Linked DNA regions of Homo sapiens: region 1 is linked to region 2. Evidence: chromatin contacts called from ENCODE Hi-C data. All regions are on one chromosome and are shown on one strand. Each heading gives the region's core, a stretch centred on a gene start or an enhancer-like site at or near the end of the contact. The rest is flanking DNA. Distances are from core to core; before and after follow the strand shown.

What was found. Hi-C counts contacts between places; a loop is a spot of excess contacts on that map. Pooled maps may share reads with other maps.
Region 1: a pooled map shows a loop between it and region 2 (4-fold over the local background). The contact joins two enhancer-like sites. A Hi-C loop is called at or near these places in 5 of 37 single-sample maps with no recorded cell type and 4 of 50 pooled maps.

Annotation. Positions count from the first base shown.
Region 1 is chr9:132,380,861-132,383,820 of GRCh38, reverse strand. All of the region lies in intron 9 of TTF1 (transcription termination factor 1), which reads left to right. Among named protein-coding and RNA genes, the nearest start is that of TTF1, 24 kb to the left of the region's middle. RefSeq lists an enhancer at 1,401-1,560. Within about 2 kb of position 1,645, at least 6 of the 41 ENCODE cell types and tissues checked have a DNase peak (open chromatin) inside an H3K27ac peak, as active enhancers do.
Region 2 is chr9:131,726,498-131,729,319 of GRCh38, reverse strand. The region is part of intron 1 of RAPGEF1 (Rap guanine nucleotide exchange factor 1); the gene reads left to right. Among named protein-coding and RNA genes, the nearest start is that of RAPGEF1, 12 kb to the left of the region's middle. RefSeq lists an enhancer at 263-372. Within about 2 kb of position 1,484, at least 16 of the 41 ENCODE cell types and tissues checked have a DNase peak (open chromatin) inside an H3K27ac peak, as active enhancers do.

The DNA.
Region 1 (2,960 bases), core at 396-2,895, 650 kb before region 2:
TACAGTCTTGGGTGAGGAAACACTGCGTGGTTGCAGGGTGGTGTGCCAGCGCCACAGAACAGGAAAGCTGCAATGTGTGTGTTTATTCGAGACTTCCAGTCTCTGTGCTCTGGACCAAATAAATCAGACCAGCCCTCCCTCCAGCCCACCTGCCACCGAAGACACCCAAGAAAGGCAAATGAAATGTATGCAAAGTCTCTTAAAGGCTTCAAAAAGCTAAACAAGTTGCAAGAGTAACAGAAAGAACCCCGCATCCCCTTTACCCATAGTCGCCTCTTCTGAACATTCTGCTACGTTCACTTTATCATCCCTCTCTCCCTCCTCCAAGGGAATACGGTTTTTCCCATAACCATTCAAGAGTTAGTGGCAGATACCACTTCCCAAGCAAGGATGTTATTTTACATAACCATAGTACAATCGAGAATCAGGAAGTTTCACATTGATATAGTACACCCTCTAAAACATAGTCCACATTCAGATTTCACCAGTTGTCCCAGTAATGTCCTTGATAGCATTTTCCCCCTTTAATAATTGTTCCATTTCCTTAGTGTCCTTTTTTTTTTTTTTTTTGAAGACAAGAGTCTTACTCTGTTGCCCAGGCTGGAGTTACAATGGTGTGATCTCAGCTCACTGCACCCTCTGCCTCCCAGGTTCAAGCAATTCTTGTGCCTCAGCCACCTAAATAGCTGGAATTAGAGGCATGCACCACCCTGCCTGGCTAGTTTTTTTTTTAATTAGTTAATTTTTTTTTTTTTGAGACGGATTTTCACTCTTGTTGCCCAGGCTGGAGTGCAACAGCGTGATCTCGGTTCCCTGCAACCTCCACCTTCCGGGTTCAAGCAGTTCTCCTGTCTCAGCCTCTGAATAGCTGGGATTACAGGTACCTGCCACCATACCTGGCTAATTTTTGTATTTTTAATAGAGACAAGGTTTCACCATGTTGGCCAGGCTGGTCTCAAACTCCTTACCTCAAGTGATCCACCCACCTCAGCCTCCCAAATTGCTGAGATTACAGGCGTGAGCCACCACACCTGACTTTTTTTTTTTTTTTTTTTTTTTGTATTTTTAGTAGAGATGGGGTTTTGCCATGTTGCCCAGGCTATGCTTGAACTCCTGGCCTTAATCCCTCTCAAAGTGCTGGGATTACAGACGTGAGCCACCATGCCCGGCCTTCCTTACTGTCTTTTAATCTATGAAGATCGTCCATCTTTGCTGTTGATGGTAGTGAAATTTTGGAGGAATACAGGCTAGGTGTTTTGTAGAATGTCCGCAGTTGGCACTTGTCTGGTATTTCCTCTTGAGGAGATTCAGGCTGTGTCCTTCGGGCAGGAGTACAGCATATTCCTGATGTTTGCTATCACTGCATTACGTCACAAGGTACATAATTCTCGTTTTGACTTTTTTTTATTATTTAGCTAAGGCAGCATCTGCCTCTTTTCCCCACTGTATAAAAATACTGGTTCTTCCTTTGGTGGTAAGAAATGGCTGTGGGAAGACATTTTAAGACTATATAAAGATCCTGTTCCTCTTTAAGCTTCTGTCAGTTTCCTTGTGGTTTTCATTTGCATTTCTCATGTGAGAAGTGAGATTGAACATGGCTCTTGTGTTTATAAGCTGTCTCTCTTTCCCTTCACTGTGAGCCTTCACTGCACATAGCTCTTGCATTTTAATCAGTTCCTGCGATTGGAGGGCCCACCACTCTCGATATCTCAACTTACTGCTTGCTACGCAAGGGAGAGCTGGGCTGCAGAGCACAGGCCCTCTACGTGTTGCCGAGCATCATGGGGCTCGGGGATCAGTGACTTTCAGATGCAGGGATGTTGAGGGATTGTTTGGCCTTTGGTTTTGGAAGGTAGACAGTGGGGTGAGGCTGCTGCAGCCTGGCTGACTTCCAGAAGTGTGGCTACTGGTGTGAGGTCGCCATTGGTCCATTAGGAAAGATTTTGTTTTGTTTCTAGTCAATATTCTGCGGAACCATTAGGGAGGGTTTAAACTGGTTCTGGTGGTTAGTTATTTATGGTTTGGGATTATAACCAAACAAGAAAGGACAATCCGTCTCTTCCTTCTTGAATGTGGAGAATTGGAAATTCTTAGTCCAGGCCCTGCCAGGACTCACAGATACATGCCGTGGTCCCAAAGTCTTTTCTTTTCTAGCTCATCTGAGGGGCAGGGTGCCCACTCTTCAGCATCATAGGCCCCAAGCAGGGAGGGTGCCAGGTGCTTTGAAGGAGGTGACGCTGATGTGCACCCCACCAGCTCCCATCTTGAGAACGACTTACATTGACAAAGCCCTTTATAATGTCAAACCACTTTTTAAAAATTCAACTTTTCGGCCGGGCGTGGTGATTCACGCCTGTAATCCCAGCACTTTGGGAGGCCAAGGCGGGTGGATTGCTTGAGGTCAGGAGTTTGAGACCAACCTGCCCAACATGGTGAAACCCCATCTCTACTAAAATACAAAAATTAGCTGGGCGTGGTAGCAGGTACCTGTAATCCCAGCTACTGGGGAGGCTGAGGCAGAATTGCTTGAACCCAGGAGGAGGAGGTTGCAGTGAGCCGAGATTGCGTCACTGCACTCCAGCCTGGGCCACAGAGCCAGACTCCATCTCAAAAAAAAAAAAAATTCAGCTTTTCCATTAAATTTGTGTATGCTTTGTGACATTTCTTCAGATCACATGATTTTTAAAACTAAAATGGGTTTTTATGGTTTTAAATAAAATTACATGTTTAAAAACTGATTATTAAGCTGCACGTGGTGACACATGCCTGTTGTCCCAGCTACTCTGGAGGCTGAAGTGGGAGGATCGCTTGAGCCTGGGAGCCAGAAGTTGCAGTGACCCGAGATCACGCCACTGCATTCCAGCCTGGGTGACAGAGTGAGACCCTGTCTCAAGAAAATAAATTAAATAAAAATAAATAAAAGGGCCCCACAAAATCCAGGTAGGGGGTAACTGATGAAC
Region 2 (2,822 bases), core at 235-2,734:
CAGCCTGCCAGGGGAGGAGAGGGTACTGAGAGGGCTGAGGCGTCAGTGCCCTTGGGGAACTGACAGTCAGCCACCACCTGCGTTGTGTACAGGAGACTTTTGATCTTGGCTCTCACACCCTCATCCGTGTTAGAGGCAGCATGAGCCTGAGCTGAGAGGTGGGAGACCTGCCTCATGGCCCCTGGGCCTGCACTGATGCACTGGATCAGTGCCCCTCCCCAACCCTGTCTTTCCATCTGTGCAGTGAGCCAGTACAGAACAGTGTCTGAGAGCATGTGCTTCAGGTCCTCTAGCTGTGGCTTTAGATACCAGCCCTCCTGTGTCATTGTTGTGGGATCTTGGGCATGTCACTCTGTCTTGTCTAACTCTCAGTTTTTCCTTATCTGTAAAATGGGGAAAATCCTAACAGTACCTACCTTATGGTATTGAGGGAGAATTAAACGAGATGATGTACATAAGCATTTAATCAGAGTCTGGACACATAAGAAGTGCTCGATAAATCTTAGCTTTTGTTCTTACTTCAGGTCGCCTTCTACTCTAAAGTGACCATTTCTTTAAAAATGGTAATCTGGTAACTAAAATTCAAACCTCAGCACTCACAGAGAAGGGGAGGTCCCTGACTATTGAGGTATTTCCTTTTAGGCTGGTTTGTTCTTTCTCTTTCTCTCTCTAAGAAAGCTGAAGTCCAGGGAGTAGGTTTTTACAATTAAGTAATAAACTTTTGAAGTGATCACTCGTAGGAAGAGTAGAGGGCAATTCATTTCAGCTACACATATCCCAGTGCATGCAGGCAGACCAGGAGGCCCTGATTTTAATTTGAGTCTGTCTGGAAGGAATGGGCCTGTGCTTGCAGGCTGTGGTATATGTCAGAGCCACAGCAGGGCTGATACACCAACAGGTATATTTTTTGCCCTGTCTCAAGGGACACCTCCCCAGTTTCTCCTTGCGGGGTGACTTTCGGGGATTAATTAAATCATCTTCGTTCAGCTCTGGAGGTGAAATGATCACAGAGTGTTGCATTTGTGACAGTTAAAAACCACAAGACATTCAAGGTCCTCGTGTACAAAGTAACTTACAAGTTGCATTGAGCACTGCAAGAAGGGGGATTTCATACCCTTTATTTTTCTTTCTTGATTAACTTTCACAGTAAAGATAAATTCAGAAATGCTGTTTTGGTGTTCTGAGTCTTCCTTAACCCCTGCTCCACTGGGAATTTCGGGTATGTGAAAGTAAATGTGTGTAGTCTCCTTGCAAATTTGTCAGTGCAGCTAGCATGAAGCACAGTGCTATTTGCAGAGAGACCAAAGCCCAGTCAACCCTTTTCACTTTCTGTAATCATTTGGTCCTGGAGCTACAGAACCTCTCAATTAGCATAACCACACTAATTTGTGCTTCTGCCTCAGCTTGTCAAGAGTGCCTTGCAAATATTAATTCTCTGAGCTCATCAGAAGACCAAAGGCATAGATCAAAAGCATGCTTTTCTGCATGATCTGTCCTTGTTTTTTTTCTGTTCATGAGGAGCTTTCTCTATTAATTACCCTAAATATGCAAGGTTGTAGAATGAAGCTTTTATATTTGACAAGTAAGAATTGGGCTAGGGACCTGGATTACAGGGACTCGGGCTAGGGACTGCCTGTGCTGCAGGGGTGCGGAGTTCCCTGGCCTCAGCTTGGCAGGAGAAATGCACGTACTGCTGAGGAAATTCTGTAGGCTAAAGTCATGGGGAGCGTGTGAGTCATGATCACCAGAAATGCCTGGACCTGTGGCATCTTTGGGTGATGAAGAGGGAACCAGCTTAGCACTGCCACAGACACACCATGTCCTCTGGGGCAAGCCAGGATTCCTTCCTGGGCCTCTGAACCCCACTCTATAATTGGAGGGCCTTGAACTGGAACAGAGGTTCCTGAGCTTTTTAAGATCATAGGTCTCCCAGGAGTCTGATGGAAACTCTGTGGACCTTGTCCCCAGGGAGAAAGATTCATTATGTGTGGACATGTTTCTGCCAAGCCGTAAATTCCCACTACTATATGATAAGTGAGAATTCGCAAATACCCGGGGTCTTGGAAAGATCAAATAGAATTTTTGTTGTCTGAAACAATCAGGACTTAGTTCAGTCAGGTCTGAGCCCTAGTAACAGTAATTATGCATTCCCAGAATTTGGTAAGGATTTTGTGAAATGGGGCTTGTAAGCTGCTGGGTGGAATACCTGCATGGATAAAAGGGGGAACCTTCCCCTTATGGGTGAGGTTTAAAAAAAAATTATGTATAGTAAAATTGATGTTTTGGGGATATACAGTTGTATTTTTTGTTTTTCATTTGTGATGGGGTCACACTGTCACCCAGGCTAGAGTGCAGTGGTACCATCGTGGCTCACAGCAGCCTCGACCTCCTGAGCTCAAGGAGTCTTTCAATTTCAGCCTCTTGAGTAGCTGGGACTACAGGTGCGTACCACCACACCCTTTTCATTTAAAAAAATTTTTTTTGTAGAGACAGGTTTCCCTATGTTTGCCAGGCTAGTGGGGTATAAAGTTTTGTGCGTTTTAACACGTGTAGATTTGCATAACCACTACCACATTCAGAATACAGGCCAATTCCATCACCCTGAGTGAAAAAGCCTTCTTGCCGCCCCTTTGCAGTCATACCCTTCTCCCACCCTGGCAGCATGGATCTGCTTCCTTTCTTTTTTTTTTTCTTGAGACAGAGTCTCGCTCTGTCCCCCAGGCTGGAGTGCAGCAGTGCCGTCTCAGCTCACTGCAACCTCTGCCTCCTGGGCTCAGGTGATTCTCCTGCTTCAGCCTCCCAAGTAGCTGGGATTATAGGCA